Regions from separate parts of the Mus musculus genome. Here regions 1, 2 and 4 are each linked to region 3. A link is a loop called in an ENCODE intact Hi-C map of the cell type or tissue named here. Cell type or tissue: gastrocnemius. All regions are shown on one strand. Each heading gives the region's core, and the rest is flanking DNA. Links, peaks and the distances in the headings are about the cores only. Region 1 overlaps Cpsf6 (cleavage and polyadenylation specific factor 6). Region 2 holds the start of Yeats4 (YEATS domain containing 4). Region 3 holds the start of Mdm2 (transformed mouse 3T3 cell double minute 2). Region 4 overlaps Cpsf6 (cleavage and polyadenylation specific factor 6).

Region 1 (4,462 bases), core at 637-3,136, 350 kb before region 3:
AGGCCCAGGAGGAAGTGGACCCAGCGGAGGCTGCCCAAAAGGTTGTCCAGGAAAAAGAACTGGTGGTGGAGGGCGGTCTCCTCGGTTAGGAGGTCCTGCTAGAGGAGGTGGCAGAACCTGACCAGGAGGTGGAGGACCTGGTGGACCAGGTGGGCCAGGTGGGCCTAAAGGTGGACGTGGTGGAGTTTGTCCAGCTATAAAATAGAGAAAAGGAAAAAAAAATCACTTCAATAAAGATATTTAACTATTACATGTAAAGAATATATTTCTAAAACAGAACTTATAAACCATGACTCGCTCTTTGAATGAAACCCATAGGATAATGCTCTAATAACTACAAAGATAAAGAATATCCTTACAAATTTAACTAGTGTAAATTATGATTAAGGAAAATCACTAAAACAAAAATCCTGTTAAGACTTTAACACTTAGAGTTTCCATCTTTCACCATACACATTTCTCACCCACCTTACAGTCTACTCTGATGCCAAGCTAGAAAGTGAAACAGGGAAAATGGTCTTGAAAGGATTTTTTAAGAGGTAAGAAAATAAGACGGATGTAAATATTCTATATATAAAGTCAAGCAAGTTTGGAGAAAAATAAAGACCTTTTAGGCCAAAAATGGGTATTTCCTCTATGCTGTGCCCCATATGCCATGGAATCCTAGTTTCCAGGAACAAAGGCCGAGTTCCTTTAACAAGATGCTTGATCAAATTTCCTGGGTTCCAAAAATAGCATAACAAGGAGAGTGAGTCACATTAATAATGCATTACTTGAAAAAGAGAGAAAGGAAAAAAGGTATTAGGCAGACATGTTTTTCTCCATGATAAACTTAAAAAAGTTTTACCTGGAAAAGGTGGAGGTGGCCCTCCTGGTCCTGCTGGCCCAGGAAATCTGTCCCCACCAGGAACAGCCCCTGGAAACCGGCCCCGTCCTCTACCACCTTGAGGAAACGCTGCGCGTGAACCGCCTCCTGGAGGACCGGCTTTCCCTTCCCCAGACATCTGTCCTGACTGTGTAGCTGCAAACATCCAAACACTCATAAGTAGCACTTATTAAACGTTTCCTGAATTGTAACCACTGTTGTTAGAAGATATTTCTAAGTTCTTCATACTATTCATCAATTTATGGATGCCTCAGACCTATGTAAAGTACTTGGCAAGGAAAACATTCACATTTATTTAAATACTCGCTTAGTCTTAAAATAGTCAAGTTTAAATGTATTTCTACTGAGAAATAAACAAGTCGCTTTTAAAATACCAGTACTCTACAAAGGCCAAAACAGAAAACCTTCAACAGAAATCTTCATTTCAATAAGAGATTATTTTATGCCGTGTAATAAATTTTTCAGTTAAATCTTAAATGCCAAAAAAATTAAAACAAAAACCACTCGAATTTCTATTAATAACAAGGCCTTTCCTTCTACATTTATTCTACCAAGTAGTAAAGGTCTTGGGAGCAAGCAGAAAAGTCAGTGACTACTTCATTAGCTTCTCCCCATCAGAAGGTATAGTACATAGAGAGGCTCCACCTCTAAGGGTTAGAATGCAGCTTCCGTTCTCCAAGATGAGAGTGGCAGGACAAGAATGCCAGCACCAGAGAGCTGTCAAACTGCTGCATACTGATTGGTCTGTCTAGAAAAAACTGGAATGGGAGTGGGTTTCCAGTATTAGCCCATAGTCATAACCAATGATTAAATCAAGTTCATGAAAAATTAAATAGTAACATGACTTCCTAAGTATCATATTTAATAAATGCCAGCAACACTGCTTAAATACGTTTTAAAGGCTGCTGAGAGATTCGCTTACTTTTCCTGGATTGCATTTCAAATTGACTCAGGAACTGCTTATTGCATGGAGTTACAACAGGACTCTGACCATGAAGTTCTCTTTTAGGCAAAAGATCCATTAACTTTTTGGAAGATGCTTCAGATCCAACACCAACAAGGGCAAATCTAAAGATGTTAAGGGGGAAGAATAAAAAGCAAGGAGGAACTGAGAATGTTGCTGCTGATGAAAAAAAGAAACCGTCTTAGTCTTTTTAAAAAAAGATTTATTAATTATGTACACGGTGTTCAGCCTGCATGTATGCCTGCATGCCAGAAGAGGGCGCCAGATCTCACTACAGATGGCTGGGAGCCACCATGTGATGTCTGGGAATTGAACTCAAGACCTCTGGAAGTACAGCCAGTGCTCTCAACCTCTGAGCCATCTCTCCAGCCCCTTAATTTACTCTTATCAGAAGAAAAAGATAAACTATTTAAGGCTACATAAACTTAAACTGTTTTTTATGATGTACTACAGAATTCACTCTTAATGTACAATCCAATAATTTTTTAAAGTATATGTATGTGGTTTACAAACATCACGATGGTTCATGTTATAACAGTCATCATCACCAAAAGAAAATCCTTAACCTGGACCACCACTCCTGTTTACCCTGACTCCTTAATCACAGGCATCGACATCGACGGTGTCTCTGTGGGTATGCCACATTTGGAATGTCAAATAAATGGAGTATGAAATTCTTTGTAACTGGCTTTACTGAGCAAAAAAAAAAAAGGTCTAGTCATGTTATAGCATGTATCACCAATTCATTCTTTTAATGGCTGAGTAATGTTCCAATATAGATATCAGTTTTGTTTTTGCTTTAAGTCCACCCCTCAGGCACCTGGGTTGTTGTCACTTTTTATTGCCACAAAAAGATATTCAGGGGCTGGAGAGATTGCTCAGTGGTTAATAGCATTGACTATTCTTCCAGAACTTAAATTCAATTCCCAGTACCCACATGGTGGCTCATAACTCCAGTTTCAAGGGATCTAATTCCCTCTTCTGTTCTACATGGATATTAGGCATACTCAGAATGTGTGTGTGTGTGTGTATGAGTGACATGTATGTATGTATGTATATGTGTGTATGTTTGTGTGTGAATATATATATATAGCCAAACACCCATACACATAAAATAAGGAACTATGCTCAGCATCATTACCCACCAAGGTACAAATCAAAAAAATCATAAAGAGATGCAATTTCCCATTATAATCAAAATGGCAACTATTCAATGCTTGTGAAGAGAATTAGAAACTACAGCCCGCCAATATGGTTGAATGTACAAATAACCTGGCAGCTTCTCCGAAAGTTAAACAGACTTACCATACAACATACTAAATCCACTCCTAGGTATATGCCCAAAACAAGCAAAGCGTTATGTTCACACAAAACAGTACACTATGTTCTTAGGGATGACCACCTTAATAGCTAAAAGTAGAAGCCACCCAAACATTCAGCAGCGAGCGGATGGATGAGTCCTGGTTCCTCTTTAAGTGCTACCCCATCATATGGGGTCACCACTCAGCTGTAAAAAGGAGTGCTGATGCTGTCACATGGAGGGACCTTGAAAACATTACACTAGGTGAAAGAAGTCAGACACACAGGACATTAATATTATTATACTTATAAAACACCCAGTACATTATATATAATACCCAGAACAGGCAAATTCTGGGGCAGACAGTACATGAATGCTTGTGGGCGAAGGGTACAAGGGAGATTGGGAACTGGTACTGACAGACACAGGGTTTCTTTGGTGGTGGTGTTAGGGTGATGAAATCTTCTGAAATTAGAGAGTTACAATGGTTGCTTAACTTTGTAAATATGATTTTTAAGTACTGTATTGTACTGATACATACAAAATAAATGTAAACAGATCCAATTATGTGTTTACTATATTATTTCTAAGAGGCACAAGTGGAAACAACCATAATACACAAAAGTAAGAAAAGATGTATTTATCACTAAACATTTCTTCTGCTCTTTCCAACAAAATGACAAAATATGAATTATACTACCTTTTGGGGAAAAGCACAGGAGCACATTCACTATGATTATCTATAAATGGTGAAAGCGTGGCGATTCATTTTCTTACTAATAGACACTTGCATTACATAATGCTCACATGATAATCTTATCCCATGTGTGTGATTTGCTTATTAGAGAAGTGAGCAAGCCTACTCTACATTATTCTTAGGTTAGTCATCATTTTCATTCTTATGGTACTGGGATCAAACTCAAGGTCAGGCAAGTGGCTCTAGCACCAAGCTACATTTGTGTGTGTGTGTGTGTGTGTGTGTGTGTGTGTGTGTGTGTGTGTGTGTGTGTGTGTGTGTGTGGTGTGTGTGTGTATGTGTGTGTGGGGGGGGGTGACACAGAGTTTCTCTGTGGAGCCCTGGCTCTCTTGGAACTCGCTCTTCAGATCAGGCTGGCCTCCTGCCTGCCTCTCTCTGTCTCCCAAGTGCTGGGATTAAAAGTTTGAGCCAGGGGCTGGTGAGATGGCTCAGTGGGTAAGAGCACCCGACTGCTCTTCCAAAGGTCCAGAGTTCAAATCCCAGCAACCACATGGTGGCTCACAACCATCCGTAACGAGATCTGACTCCCTCTTCTGGAGTGTCTGAAGACAGCTA
Region 2 (4,165 bases), core at 1-2,500, 490 kb before region 3:
GAGGACTCGGGGCCCAATGAGCGCCGAGCTTCCGCCCCGCGCGCCGCGCCTGCGCACTGACCTTCACTCTCCCGCCGGAGTCAGGTCCAAATTCCGCCATTCTCTTGAACATATTGTCCCCGGGAAGGAGCCGCGGCGGCCAGGGAGAGAGCTCAGGCCGGCGGGGTAGCCGCTCCCCTCACGAGCCGGAGGAGGGCGGGTCGCCTGGGCTCGGGGAGCCGGACAGCCACCTCCTCCACACGCGCCGCGTCGGGGTCGGCCATTCAGCCCCGAGCTGGGAGAGCCGAGCGGAAGGGCGGGGGAGGGCGGCGGCGCATGCGCAACGGGCTCAGGCAGACAGTGCGCACGCGCGAGGCTGCAGCCTTCCCCGGTAAGAGCCTGATGAGCTGTTGCAGCGGATAAAGAGAGATGGGGATAAATTTTAGGCAGAAGTTAAGGGTAGGGAAGCACCAAAATGGTGAACGTTTGTAGCTTTAGGGTTGAGATAACCCCACACACTTCAAGATGATAGACTCTGGAATCAAAGCTTCTGATTGGGCAGGTCAGATAACTGGGCGTGGGCTTGGTAAAGAATATGCTGCCAAGCCTTGTGACCTGAGTTCGATTTCCAAGGCCAACATGATGGCACTACAGAAATGACTCCACTTCCCGCTCTTCATGGCTCAATCTGTTCTGCTGGCCATGTTCAGTCTGACTTTTCCAGATTCGTCGGGAATCTGTTTTCTCCCTATCTACAGTAAAAACCTCCTAAACCATGCCTAAGAGGGTCATGTTCTTATTTTCACTCACCATTCTTCTCTCTCATACCCTTCCCCAGTTGGAACTCTTCTTTCCAACAAGCCCCCCTCCTACTTTCATGCCCTCTTAGTTCGTGACCTATTGGCTTTAATTGGCGTTTCCTGTCCTACTATGGATGTGGGATTCTTTACCGAAGCAAGAGTAATTTATCAGTGGTACCTTACTAAAGAAAATGGCATCTCTTTCCCAAACAGTCATGAATTTTCAATAGTCCCTCTGGGAAGGGTGAGGCCCCTGGACCCCTCCCGCCATCCATGTTGAAATGTTAACATGCAATCGCAGGTCCTATGCAGATAACCGCAGCTGCAGTAAGTTCATGAGTGCAATGGCCACGTTGTGGCCAGAAGGTGTCGTTTTTGATACATGTCTCTCCATTCTCTGGCTCTTTATACCCTGAAATATTCCCCAATCTTGGAAGGAGTGGTACAACTGTCCCGAATAGTGCTAAGCACACCACCATCTCTTATTCCTGGGCGTTTTGGCTAGTTTTGGGTTTCTGCATTAACCACTGCTCATTGCAATAAACTTCTCTGATGAAGGCTGGGCACAGCACTAATCAATGAGAATAATCAGGAGACCGAGAAGCGAATTTAACAGCATGGTCAATCAATTTTTGCTAATTTTTAAAGAAAAGATTTATTTTATGTATGGGAGTACACTGTAGCTGTCTTCAGACACACCAGAAGAGGTCAGCGGATCCCACTACAGATTGGTTATGAACCACCATGTGGTTGCTGGGAATTGAACTCAGGTCCTCTGGAAAAGCAGCTAGTGCTCTTAACCACTAAGCCCCCAATTTTTGCTAATCTTTAATAAAAGTATTTTTTTTCACTGTATTATCTATTGAGAGAGAGAAAGAGAGAGAGAGAGAATGAATGTGGGTCCTAGAGATCTGGTTAAAGTCATCAGGCTTGATAACAAGTACCTTTACTTTTGCCAGCCCCTGTTTTTGATAATCTTGGCTGTTTCTATAGTCATCCCGTATTTTGAGGTTGTCCTGGCAGCTCTTGAGTATGTCCTAACTCTGTTTCTTAATTGATATCTAAATGTCATTCCCCTTCCTTGATCACCTGATATAAGCTTAGAGCTTCTAAGGGAGACATTCCCTCCAGGAAGGAGACAGGAGGTTCCTGAGACTTGGAAAGTAAACAACTCACAGGCTCAAGAAGTTCTGAAGCTAACAAGATACACGAGCCGCCACCCCACCCCCCCAAGGTTAAAGAAGCAGGAAGGGATGATTGGGGGAAGGGAGGAGACAGAAGTCTAGGACAGAGCCTGTGCTCATCCTGTGGAGTTGACTGGGGGAGACTCTGTCCTACTGAGCTGCTTGAGAGCCACCCAGCAAGCTCAGGGTTGTCGGATGTCCAGTCACCACCCACTGGGGCCTGGGCTTTTCAGTGATGCAGTTGCCTTTGAGGTAACCCTGTTCCTGTGAGGGGCCCCTCACCCATACTCTCATGAGTAACCACAGTAGTTTCACCGGTTTGCCAAGATGGACTCTGGTCCAGTTGATGCTTTGGTCTTTTCTTGCTTCCCTCCTCGGGAAAGGCCATGTGACATTTCTTATGGCTGGTCTCTGCTCTACATTTACACAGCCCTGAGGTATGACCTAGTCTTCTTCAAGCTGTTGTCCTGGAATCATGGGAGAGTGAAGAATAAGAAAAACGTGTTGTAATGAGAGTCTACCACGTTCCACTCATTATTCTAGGTGTCTGGGATGTGGAAAGGAACAACAGAGAAGAAATCTTCCAGGTATGATGGTAACCACTCATAACCCCAGCACTCAAAAGGCAGAGGTCAGAAGTGTTCAGGGCTAGCCTGAGCTAAATAGGAAGTGCCAAGCTGGGCATGGTGGACTAGGACTGTATCCTCAACACTCAACAGGCTGAGGCAGGAGGTTTGCTGAGAGTTCAAAGACCAGACTAGGTTATGGAGTGGGCTCAAAACAACTAAACGATAAAAAGTTTTAGCCAGCCTGAGCATCACAGGGAGACCCTTTCTCAAAAAGGAAAGATGCACAGTGAACCAACCAACCATGAGCCCTCCTTCCTCTCAGGACAGAGGTTTGGCATAGTGCCGTGCTTCTCAGCCTTCCTAATGTGGCAGCCTCTTAACAGCCCCTCATGCTGTGGTGACCCCAACCATGACGTTATTTTCGTTGCAATTTCATAACTAATTTTACTACCATTATGTATAGTAATATGAACACATTTGAAATGCAGAATATCTGACATATAACCCCTGTGAAAGGGTCATTGGGCCTCCAGGTTGAGAATCCCTGGCATAGTGCCTCAGAGAAGGGACATAGGTAATGGAGGAAAATGCAGCCCCCTACCCACCGAGACGGAGGAGCCTGAGGGCAGGGTATCTATTATACAGCAGGGTCATGTTGGGATATCGATTATGGCACATTGATAATTGAGAAGAAACTTAAGTGATGGAAAAGGAAAAAAATTAGAATGAATTCTGTGATGGAGGTATTGGTATAGATGTATTTTCAATTCAAAAGACTTGGGGATAAGTGTAGTGCAAATGTCTGTATCCTCTAGGTTTCCCCACCAATAGGGCGTGGAAGTAATGACATCTGAGTCCCAGGTATTTTTTTTCCATTTATCTTGGGGTACGAGTGGGGAGCATGCCATGGTGTGTGTGTGTGTGTGTGTGTCCTCGGAGCCTCCCCCACCCCAAGAACTTATTTTTAAAACATCATTATTTATTATAAGAAACCAGGACTCCTTGGAGAAATGGCTATTCCCGATCTAAAGCAGGAAAAGAACGAGATGAGTCAAACAGCCAGAAATGCAAGAAGTGCTCAGAGAAAGAGGCGCTCATAGCAAAAATTCCAGGGAAGGCAGTTTCCAGGGTCTCACTGAACAAACCCCGGATGATGTGGCGCTGTCAAACGATCGTCATGGTTACAATTTGTAATTGAATAAAATAAAAGGTGTGGTCCACACTACTGTAATAAATAAATAAATACATTCATAAATAAATGCATAGATCAAATTTTTGAAGAGCAATAGTTTTTAAGTGTCTCCACTACAAAACACTGTACAGTGGAGATGGTTTGCAGACATCATCTTAACAAGGGTTCCCAGTGAACACTTCTTCTTTTTCACTAGCCAGAAACATTTTGAGTTCTGAGAGTGACACTTGGGTCTTTGAAAGTCTGCCTATGTAATAGTAATGAAAATAGCTCCCCCTTGAAAGCCTGAAAGCATGCCATGGATCTGTGCCCCGCGGATCAGACAATCCTCTCTGCACAATGTGCCTTCTGAATTGCTATCTTGCAGCAGATTGGGAGGGGAGGAGGTGGCACGGAGTGAAAAGGGCATCATGGGAATTTCACTTTTCACTTTAGACTTCG
Region 3 (4,352 bases), core at 1-2,500:
CAGGTTTCAATTTTGTTTCCTCGATTACCTGGTAAAACAAGCTATATTTACACACTCGAGGCAGAAATACCAACCAGAGTCTCTTGTTCCGAAGCTGGAATCTGTGAGGTGCTTGCAGCACCCTCGGTAGACACAGACATGTTGGTATTGCACATTGGCCTACAAGTAGAAAAAAAACAACAACACACACGATAAAAACTTGAAATTATAAAACATCTACGAAAAGGGACAAATAGATACATGCATTTACGAAGGAGACAGAAAACGTCTTTCGGCAATAGCTCTCAAATGCAAAACGACGTCGGCGAGCTGTCCCTTACCTGGAGGCCCGCAGGAGAAGCGCGGTGATCCGAGAGGGTCCCCCAGGGGTGTCCGGTCGGTCTCCCGCTCGCCCAGCAGACGGCTGCGGAAACGGGGCAGCGTTTAAATAACCCCAGCTGGAGACATGTCAGGACTTAGCTCCTCCGACAGCCGACGCCGGACGTGTCCCAACTTGACCAGCCCCACAGGAAGAGCTGAGTCAACTCGGCCCAGCCCAGTCCCACCCGTCCCGGAAGCCGCATCCCGGCGAGTCCGGGACCAGGCACCTGTCACCTCCTGGACCCCAGCAACGAGCCCAGCGCGACCCCGGAGCGGGCCCCCCGCGCGCGGGGCCTGCTGGGAGACCCCCGCTCTTCCCTCCTCCCCCTCCCTCCGTCCCCTCCCGCGCATGCGCCGTGCTAACCGCGCCATCTCCCACCCCACCCCCCACTCCCACCCACACGCACACCCCCGGCCGCAGAATGACATCAGGGCCCAGCGCGGGCAAACGGTCGCCCAGCCTCGTGCCCCGCGACCCCACGAGCCGGCCCGGGTTACGAGTAGGCCCCGGAGGGCGCGGAAAAGAGGGAATGATCGGGACTCTCCGCCGCCCACGGAGCGGGTACCTGCTACTTCCCGCGCATCTTCCGACCCTTCACGGGGAGCGCGGAGGCCCCGCGGCCGGGGCCTGAGCGACCATGGTCGCTCCAGAGCTCGAGCGACGAGAAGGCGGCGGCTCCTCACCGGCCGCTCCTAGGCTACGCTGGCCCCGGAGGCCCCGTTAACAAAGCAGAGTTCTGTGACGAGCGCCCCCTACCGTCCGCGGAGAGAACGCCGGAAGCCACGGGCCATCCGGGCATCGGGGCGTGCGCGCGCGCACGCCCGACGCCGCCTCCTGGACCAATAGGAGGCGGGGGGCGGGGCTTAGCGGCCGCCCGGTGCCGGAGCGCGCAGGAGGTGGGGAGGGGCCGCGCGGTTGTGTTTACCGCTCGAAACCGCAATGGTCGCTAGGCAAGTTCCTATCCGACTGCTGCTGCTACCAAAAGAAAAGCAAGACTAACAGCTGGGTAGTATTTTTAAATCCATCCCGCCAGCAGCTGAAGTTGTATACAAATGAGTGATTTTTTTTTAAGACTTTAAAAATAGGCAAGGTGAGAGAGGGTGGAGTGGGACGGGGAGGAAATTGTGAGAAGGGGGTGTCCCAGAAGGGAACGGAGAGCGGGGTGGAAAGTGAATAAATAATAATGAATAAAAAATGAATAGCTCCATGGTCAAGAGTGCATACAGCTCCTTTTTAGGTTTTCAGTCACTCACGCCACACAAATTCTGTCATTGCAGGGTACTCAACACACTCTTCTGGTCTCCATGAGCAACCGCACCTGTGTGCACAGACATACACATAATTAAAGTTAAAATTAAAAAAAAAAATTCAAAGACTGTTAGGGTCCATGACACCTTGGGCTCATAGTATGTAAACGCAAAGAATGTTTTAATCTGCAGAAGTCAGCATTCTGGTGTCTCCTCTCCCCATTACTAAGATAGAGACACCCAAGTGAGTTTGCAGACCTGACATAAAGCATATTAGCGAATTCTGGGATAGGTGACCTCTATGTTAATCTATTGGGTCCATCTTTAGGGACATTCCATTCCCGGGGTGAGAGGGCTGGAAACTTTTGGCTGAGAAAGTCTGGAAACTGCTGCTGACCCATTGTCCTTGCCTCAGGCGGGGCAGCTTCTGAGGCCCGGACTTGCCCGGAATTGCCCAGTTCTTGGAAACAGAGATTTAGGCCTAGTCCCCTTAACTGCCAGTTTGAAACTTGTCATGAAATCAGCCTGGCCTTTTCAACACATACACTCCAGTGTTTACAAACTTTCTAATTGTTAGTCATCTTGAGGGCCCAAGATAGCATTATAAGGTATAGGAGTTTGGCCTGGACGCTGCTTTAGGCAGTGTGGACGCAGGTCAAAGAAAAGCATTGATAAGGCCAGATATAATGGTGTGCGTGTAATCCCAGGTACAGAGCAACAGCCGTCTGGGTCCACCTTTTAAGGTACATCTAAGAACGGAGGGTGTGTGGCACCGAGAAGGTCCTGCATTGTTCAGTCCTCGGTCCCCAAAGCAAAAGCCCCAGATCTTAAAGGACTTAAAACCAGGGGTGGTGGCACATTTGCACAGTCAAAGATAATCAGGAAGCTGAGGCAGGAGGATAGCTTGAGTTGAGCAATTTAAAGCTAATTTGAGTAACATTGATAACCTACCTAAAGGAGAAAGGTAATTTCGTTCTTTGGGGCTTGCCACTTCTTACTGACAGCCTTCATTTCCCCAACAGTTCGTGATTAAGGACTTTTCAGAAACCTTTCTCCCCTTAGGAATGGAGTGAATATTCATTTTAAATTTAATAACCTTCAGCCAGGCATGGTGGCATAGACCTTTGACCCCTGCAGTAGAGACGAAGAGACAAGTGAGTTCAAGATAGTGTGTCCACGAGTCCACACAGTGAGCTGCAGATCAGCCAGGGCTGCACACAGAGAACCTGTCTCACAGAACCCAAGCCTTGGGAGATGAAGTAGCCCAATTGGGCTTGTGTGCAGTTTCATGGGATTGGGGCATGAGCAGGATGGGGGGATGGGAGGACAGGGCAAAAGGCAAGCAGGCATGCACTCTTAGCTTAAAGCCCTGGGTTCCCTCCCCAGCACCTGTGGGAATGATGCTGCACTTGTGTAATCCCAGCACTTTGGAGGTGAAGACAGGAGGGTCAGAAGTTCAAAACCGGGCGTGATGCCGCACGCCTTTAATCCCAGCACTCGGGAGGCAGAGGCAGGTGGATTTCTGAGTTCGAGGCCAGCCTGGTCTACAGAGTGAGTTCCAGGACAGCCAGGGCTATACAGAGAAACCCTGTCTCGAAAAAACCAAAAAAAAAAAAAAAAAAAAAAAAAACAAGTTCAAAGTCATCCTTAGCTACAGTGAGATTGAGGCCAGCCAAGATAACGAGATCCTGATGAAAATAACTCCCCAGCATTATTACATTATTAGCCTCAGGAACTCCGTGTGGCTTTTTTTTTTTTTTCCAAGCTGGTCGAACTCAGAAATCTGCCTGCCTCTGCCTCCCAAATGCTGGGATTAAAGGCGTGCGGCACCACCACCCGACTTCCGTGTGGCTTTTAAATCATGCCTTTATCAAACCAAATACAGCTAGATTTCTGATTGTCGGACTCTATACTTAACACTGGATGAGTGAAAGCCACAAACTGGGTGTGATGTCACATGCCTGTAACAGCGCAATGAGAGACTGAGGTGAGAAGAAGAGACCAAGGCTAAGTAAAACACAGACCAGCCTGGACTATATATCAAAATACACTTCAAAACAAAACATTGGGGTGGGGATGGGGGATTTCATCCTCACAAAGGCTTGCTGGTAACACCTATGGTTATGATTAGTGTGCTTACCCTGTAAGTTCCTGGTTTCAATCTTCAGTCTCTCAAAGATTTAGTACTCGAAGTTTACCGTGTATACAAAGGTACACCAAAGGATGTCTCCCCAAAACAGACTCCATGTCATATTTGGAGATGGCGTCTTAGAGGGAGGGCAGACACAGGTGTCACCCTGAATATCATCCCCCTTGTAATATATGTACTAATATCTACACTACTACGCGGCAGACAGCAGGCAGTGGCAGTATTTGCTGGCTCGTGTCTGCCTGAGACAGTCTACGTGAGGCCATTTCACATCTCTGGAGGCTGAAGATCCTTGCTCAGACTGAGACTGCCGTAGGCCATCACCGCTCTTCTGAGGGCAACGCTAACATTCCAGAGTCTTTGCAAGACAACCTTTTAATTGTCCCCTCACCCACACCTATCAGCCACCTGCTTCTAGAAGCCCCAACCCAACTCCCCTGCACCCCCTAGTTCAGGATATTAGATCAGTTCAATTCCTGAGCCCTTTGAGTCTTACATTTTGTAATGCTTTTTTTTTTTTAAGATTTATTTATTTTATTTATATGAGTACACTGTAGCTGTCTTCAGACACACCAGAAGAGGGCATCAGATCTCA
Region 4 (4,462 bases), core at 1,244-3,743, 360 kb before region 3:
AACGCAAAAGCATGAATTTACAGAACATGAATGTCACTCTTCTCTTATTGGTTAGTAGGTTTCCTTTAAACAATGCTAACTAAATTCATTTAAAACATTATGTATTAAAAACAATCCAAGATACAAACTAAACAATGGCAAAACTATCACCCTGAGATGAAGGTGAGAGAGCAGGTGACTCACATTGGCACTGGATTTCTGTTTTAAGACAGAGAACATTAATTATTTATAAACAAAACTGTATTCTTAAACCACGGTGAGCAAAACACACTATCCATCCAAGGGGCCACTCTCTACCCTCTCTTGTCACTTCAAGTAAAACAGTGGACAATCAGATTTTACACACACTAAAAACATGAGAAGTAGAAAAGAAATGAGAGTCAGCATAGCGAGGTGAAGCGGACAGTTGAGATCAATGGAAAACCATAAGCAAACATGGTGGGAATGCTAGGCTGGTCACAACACGTCATCTAAGACTTGTAAAAGAAATTCTGAAAGCTTGTTAACAGTTATCTATCATTCACCAGGCAATGAAGAAGAATTTAATTTTCACAAAAGCCTCAACATAACACTCCTAACAAGATGGAACATCTTAACATAAAAGAAATGATTTTCTTTGGGCTTCCCCCCAAATTAACACAAGCTATAATAATCTGGATAAAAAACACAAAACATTCTAAATCCTGTGTAGTAATTAAATTCAAGTTCATGACATTTGTGCCAGAAATAATCACACGGCCATACACTTACAGTTATATAACCCAGATTCCAAACACAGTACTTAGGGGAAAAGTAATCATTTGAGAGCATGAGAATCTCACAAATGAGGAGGAGGAGCCGGAATAAAAAACACCTAGAAAAAGAATGTGCTTCCCTTATTCCTCGGGGCACAGAACTCGGTTGTTAACACACACTGCTGGGTGGGACTATGCTAAACAATGAGAGCAGTAAAACCAAGGAAAGGAGCTCCCACTGCAACTGGACAGTAACGTTATTTCTGTGAGAACAAACCTTACAGCTTTTATTTTGCTCAGAGTGGTCTGAGAATAGAGGCAAAAATTACAGAATATGAAGCACAATGCATTTATACACTGAAATTTACAAAGCTGTTATTTTTCTCATTGAACTATTATTACCTATTTAGACTCGGATATAGAAAACTTTTTTAAAAACTAATACATTTTTCAAATGAGAATGCAATTAACATTACTCAACAATTCAAACACAAGAAACTTAGGATGGGACAGACATTAACAGCTGTCAACACCGCGCTTCCAGAACCTGCCTCTACCACCATCATCCCTTGACAGCAGAGTACATTAGTGACTTATACAGAGACTGACACTTACTTTATTGGTGAAGTACTTCTTAGTCCATTTATTCCATTTAAAATTTACAAGGAAGTTCAAAAGGACTCATATTTTAAAACTTCTAAAGAGGTCAACAGACCTTATAATGATAATAAAATTTGCAGATAGGTTTGCACTCGGAATATATGCATTTAAGCCCACCCCCACCCTCTTACATCTACTTCACAATAAATACCGTTTGGTATAGCAAAAGTACAGTAATCCAGAAAAACATATTCTTTCTTTTTTATCTTTCCCCTGCTATAAAGGCTTTTGTAAAATTTTGCTTGGATAAAGGCACATAACAATATTACAACCCAATTCTGATTAATGTACAAACAAAACATGGGATTTAGGGAATGATACATCACCGATTGCAAAAAACTGCATAATAGGAAACTGTAGTTAATGTCTGAGTGACATGAACTCAAAATGATATATTTAGGTGATTCCTCTTGACTGGAGTATAAATTCAAAGTATGTAAAGCTAACAATGCATACTTGGTTTACTGGATTAATTTTATGAAGACCTGTAAAAAGAACTGCTAATTAAGGCTACATATGAACTGGCTTAGAGGCCCCTTGATGGACACACTGAGTTACTGAAAATGTATCCAATTTCACTATCATCTCTTTGGTAGCTATATAATAAATAAACAAACAAAAAATACCACTTGAAAAATCAATACTTTATCAAAACAGATATTTCGACATTTTAAGTAATAACTTGATCCCAATCTACCTTAGGGGATTTTTACTAGGACTAAAAGAACTTCATTTAAAAATTATTTAGATTTATATGATACAACATCCAAAGTTTATATCCAAACAGTACCAACTTTAGTAATTTTAAAACTAAGAGAAATGTTTTGAGAATTAAAATTTTAGTATAACATATAACTAGTAAAAGGGTTTTGATAAATATTCAAGATGTAAGACAAGCTATTAAAATGGGTTTCCTCACTTCAAAAACTGTCATGAAACTTGTATTTCATAAAAATTACATTTTTTTTCTTTTTCAAAAGGGATCGTGTTTGTATGTATATGTGTTATGTATGTGATGATTAAAGAAACTGCTAGCCACAGAATTACATACATGATAAAGCCAATTACAATTTAAATATTAACAATTTTCCAACTGGATTTTTAGTAAATTTTTGTAAAATATTTACTTATAAGTACACTTATAAAGGATTTGTTAAGTCTACTTTAACTCATATATGGAGCAAAGGTGTTTACAGAATTGATAACCTGCCACATTCAAAAGATTCACAGTGCTCTGTCCCCACTCTTCATGAGTAAACACTGTTCACAAATATAAAATGAAACTACATGTAAAAATGAAGCATAAACAGACAACTCATCCTACTTTATGAAAAATGTACACAAGAAAAATTTAAAATACAGGAAAAAAAAAGACAATGATTATGGCTTATGAATGAAACATCAAAGAAAATTATTTCCACGTATTTCTAACTTGGAATGTATGGCTTGGCACAGTTTTAAGTTCCTAGATATGAACCCTAAACCCACTTTCTGCCTTCTTTGCAAATTAAAAAGATAGTGTTCCTTTAAAAATACAATCAAATGCTAGCAATTCTCATCTAAAAGTAATTTCTAAAAGGGAAAAAAAAATCCTCTTTCGCAGCTGAAAAACATCTTTTTGATTTATAACCTACTATAGTATTAGATCTTCTTTAAAAGTTTCAGGGACAAATAGAATTAATTCTAGGAAGGAAGAATAAAAAATTATTTTTAAAAATCCAAGCACTTAAATATTAGATAAATATTTAAAATCACATGCAAACAATGTATGTGATTACAAGAATCCCAATTTCCAGATTTTAGAAGTACACAATGAGTCCTCTTGATTATTGTTCTTGCTTTAAGACTATAAACAATCTGAAATCTAAGTCACAAATAACTCATGAATACAATATTCAAAGGGGAAAAGGTCAAAATCTTTTACCTGTGATGGCTTACCTGTTTTCAGATGCTTCCAGAAGATTAAATCAGAACAAGTACTTGGACCACTTAAAATGTAGGTATATTTACTGTATAAACAACAGCCTTGGAGTTATAATTGCTGTTAATAACACACACATACTAAATAAAATAATAAAAAGGAATGCCCACCTTCTAACGATGACGGTATTCTCGCTCTCGGTCACGCTCTCGGTCACGGTCGCGGTCCCGATCCCGGTGTCTCTCTCGTTCTCTGCTTCTCTCTCTGTAATAGTCATCGTGGCGATCTCTACTCCGAGATTTATGGCGACGACTCTTTTCCCGTGATCTACTATGGTCCCGTTCTCTTGATCGTTCACGTCTTCTAAAAGAAATTACTGGATTAATGCTGTCCGTTAACTGTACAGCTTCAAAAGATATTTAATACAGTTTTCTTTCCTTTACCGCTAGTTTTACTTTCTATGGTTTCAGCTACAAGCCACCAGTAGAAAAACTATTAATGTAAAATTTCAGAAATAATCTTATGCCATTCTGATTAGGGTATGAGTAGCGGCAGCGCCTAATGAATGAATGGTGAGGGAACGGATTGTTGCCATGGCCCTGTGGGAACTCCAAGGCCCTACCTAACTGAACCCCATTGAACACTGGCAAAGAGGATTCCCATACAGAGGAGGCTAGCTACACAGAGGAATCTGAGTATGAGTGTTTATGAAGAAAAGATCGGTGTGCAGAAAGAACGAAAGAAGCGACTTCCTCTGGGAGGTTTTTCCAACAGCAACTGGTACTCTAGAGAGACCTCCTATCTAGACTAGCTGACTGCACCCATCCACGAAGTTCCAAGTTGCAGGAGTAGCAGACCCCTGATTCTGTCTGTATCTAAGTGTGTCTGCCCTTTCTTCATTCCCTTGCAGCCCCTAGTCATGTATCCAGGACCCAGACCACCTAGACTGAGCCAACCATCATGATGAAATACTTTAGTCACCTTGCTCCTTCCTGCCCGCATTGGGAGCCATCCCTCGGCCCACTGCACCCACACTAAATGTTATTTGCCCATTAAGTATTCAGTAGTCTTAAGTATCATGGCAGTTCAGTGCTTATGCTTAAATAATTCTTGGATTATTTAATAATTGCACCAAAGTAGGAGAGTA

What was found. Hi-C counts contacts between places; a loop is a spot of excess contacts. Peaks named below come from ENCODE experiments on the same cell type or tissue, not always from the same donor. Only the 100,000 strongest peaks of a DNase experiment are listed, where the experiment ranks them.
Region 1: it touches region 3 in a loop (2.3-fold over the local background); 8 of 42 quality-filtered maps call a loop at or near these places.
Region 2: it touches region 3 in a loop (4-fold over the local background); 2 of 42 quality-filtered maps call a loop at or near these places.
Region 4: a loop joins it to region 3, with 2.8 times the contacts of the local background. A loop is called at or near these places in 9 of 42 quality-filtered maps.

What each region holds. Positions count from the first base shown.
Region 1 is chr10:117,361,167-117,365,628 of GRCm38, forward strand. Cpsf6 (cleavage and polyadenylation specific factor 6) reads right to left here. Exons shown (of 10, transcript NM_001013391.2): 4 at 1,809-1,954; 5 at 848-1,021; 6 at 1-194. Among named protein-coding and RNA genes, the nearest start is that of Cpsf6, 14 kb to the right of the region's middle. In gastrocnemius, for the core only: a CTCF peak has its summit at 2,100 (motif pointing right); a DNase peak (open chromatin) is centred at 2,121.
Region 2 is chr10:117,224,198-117,228,362 of GRCm38, forward strand. Yeats4 (YEATS domain containing 4) reads right to left here and starts at 310. Exons shown (of 7, transcript NM_026570.4): 1 at 62-310. The coding sequence starts at 112. It overlaps Gm31963 (a long non-coding RNA gene), which reads left to right and starts at 289. Exons shown (of 4, transcript XR_872061.2): 1 at 289-370; 2 at 2,394-2,550. In gastrocnemius, for the core only: a CTCF peak has its summit at 1,118 (motif pointing right); DNase peaks (open chromatin) are centred at 60, 286 and 1,091; H3K4me3 peaks cover 1,104 bases; H3K27ac peaks cover 873 bases.
Region 3 is chr10:117,709,626-117,713,977 of GRCm38, forward strand. It overlaps Mdm2 (transformed mouse 3T3 cell double minute 2), which reads right to left and starts at 1,133. Exons shown (of 12, transcript NM_010786.4): 1 at 927-1,133; 2 at 321-403; 3 at 75-159. The coding sequence starts at 155. In gastrocnemius, for the core only: a CTCF peak has its summit at 1,108 (motif pointing left); DNase peaks (open chromatin) are centred at 683 and 1,165; H3K4me3 peaks cover 1,944 bases; H3K27ac peaks cover 1,931 bases.
Region 4 is chr10:117,352,450-117,356,911 of GRCm38, forward strand. It overlaps Cpsf6 (cleavage and polyadenylation specific factor 6), which reads right to left. Exons shown (of 10, transcript NM_001013391.2): 9 at 3,486-3,675. The coding sequence ends at 3,489. Among named protein-coding and RNA genes, the nearest start is that of Cpsf6, 22 kb to the right of the region's middle. In gastrocnemius, for the core only: no CTCF peak of the experiment used is centred there; no DNase peak of the experiment used is centred there.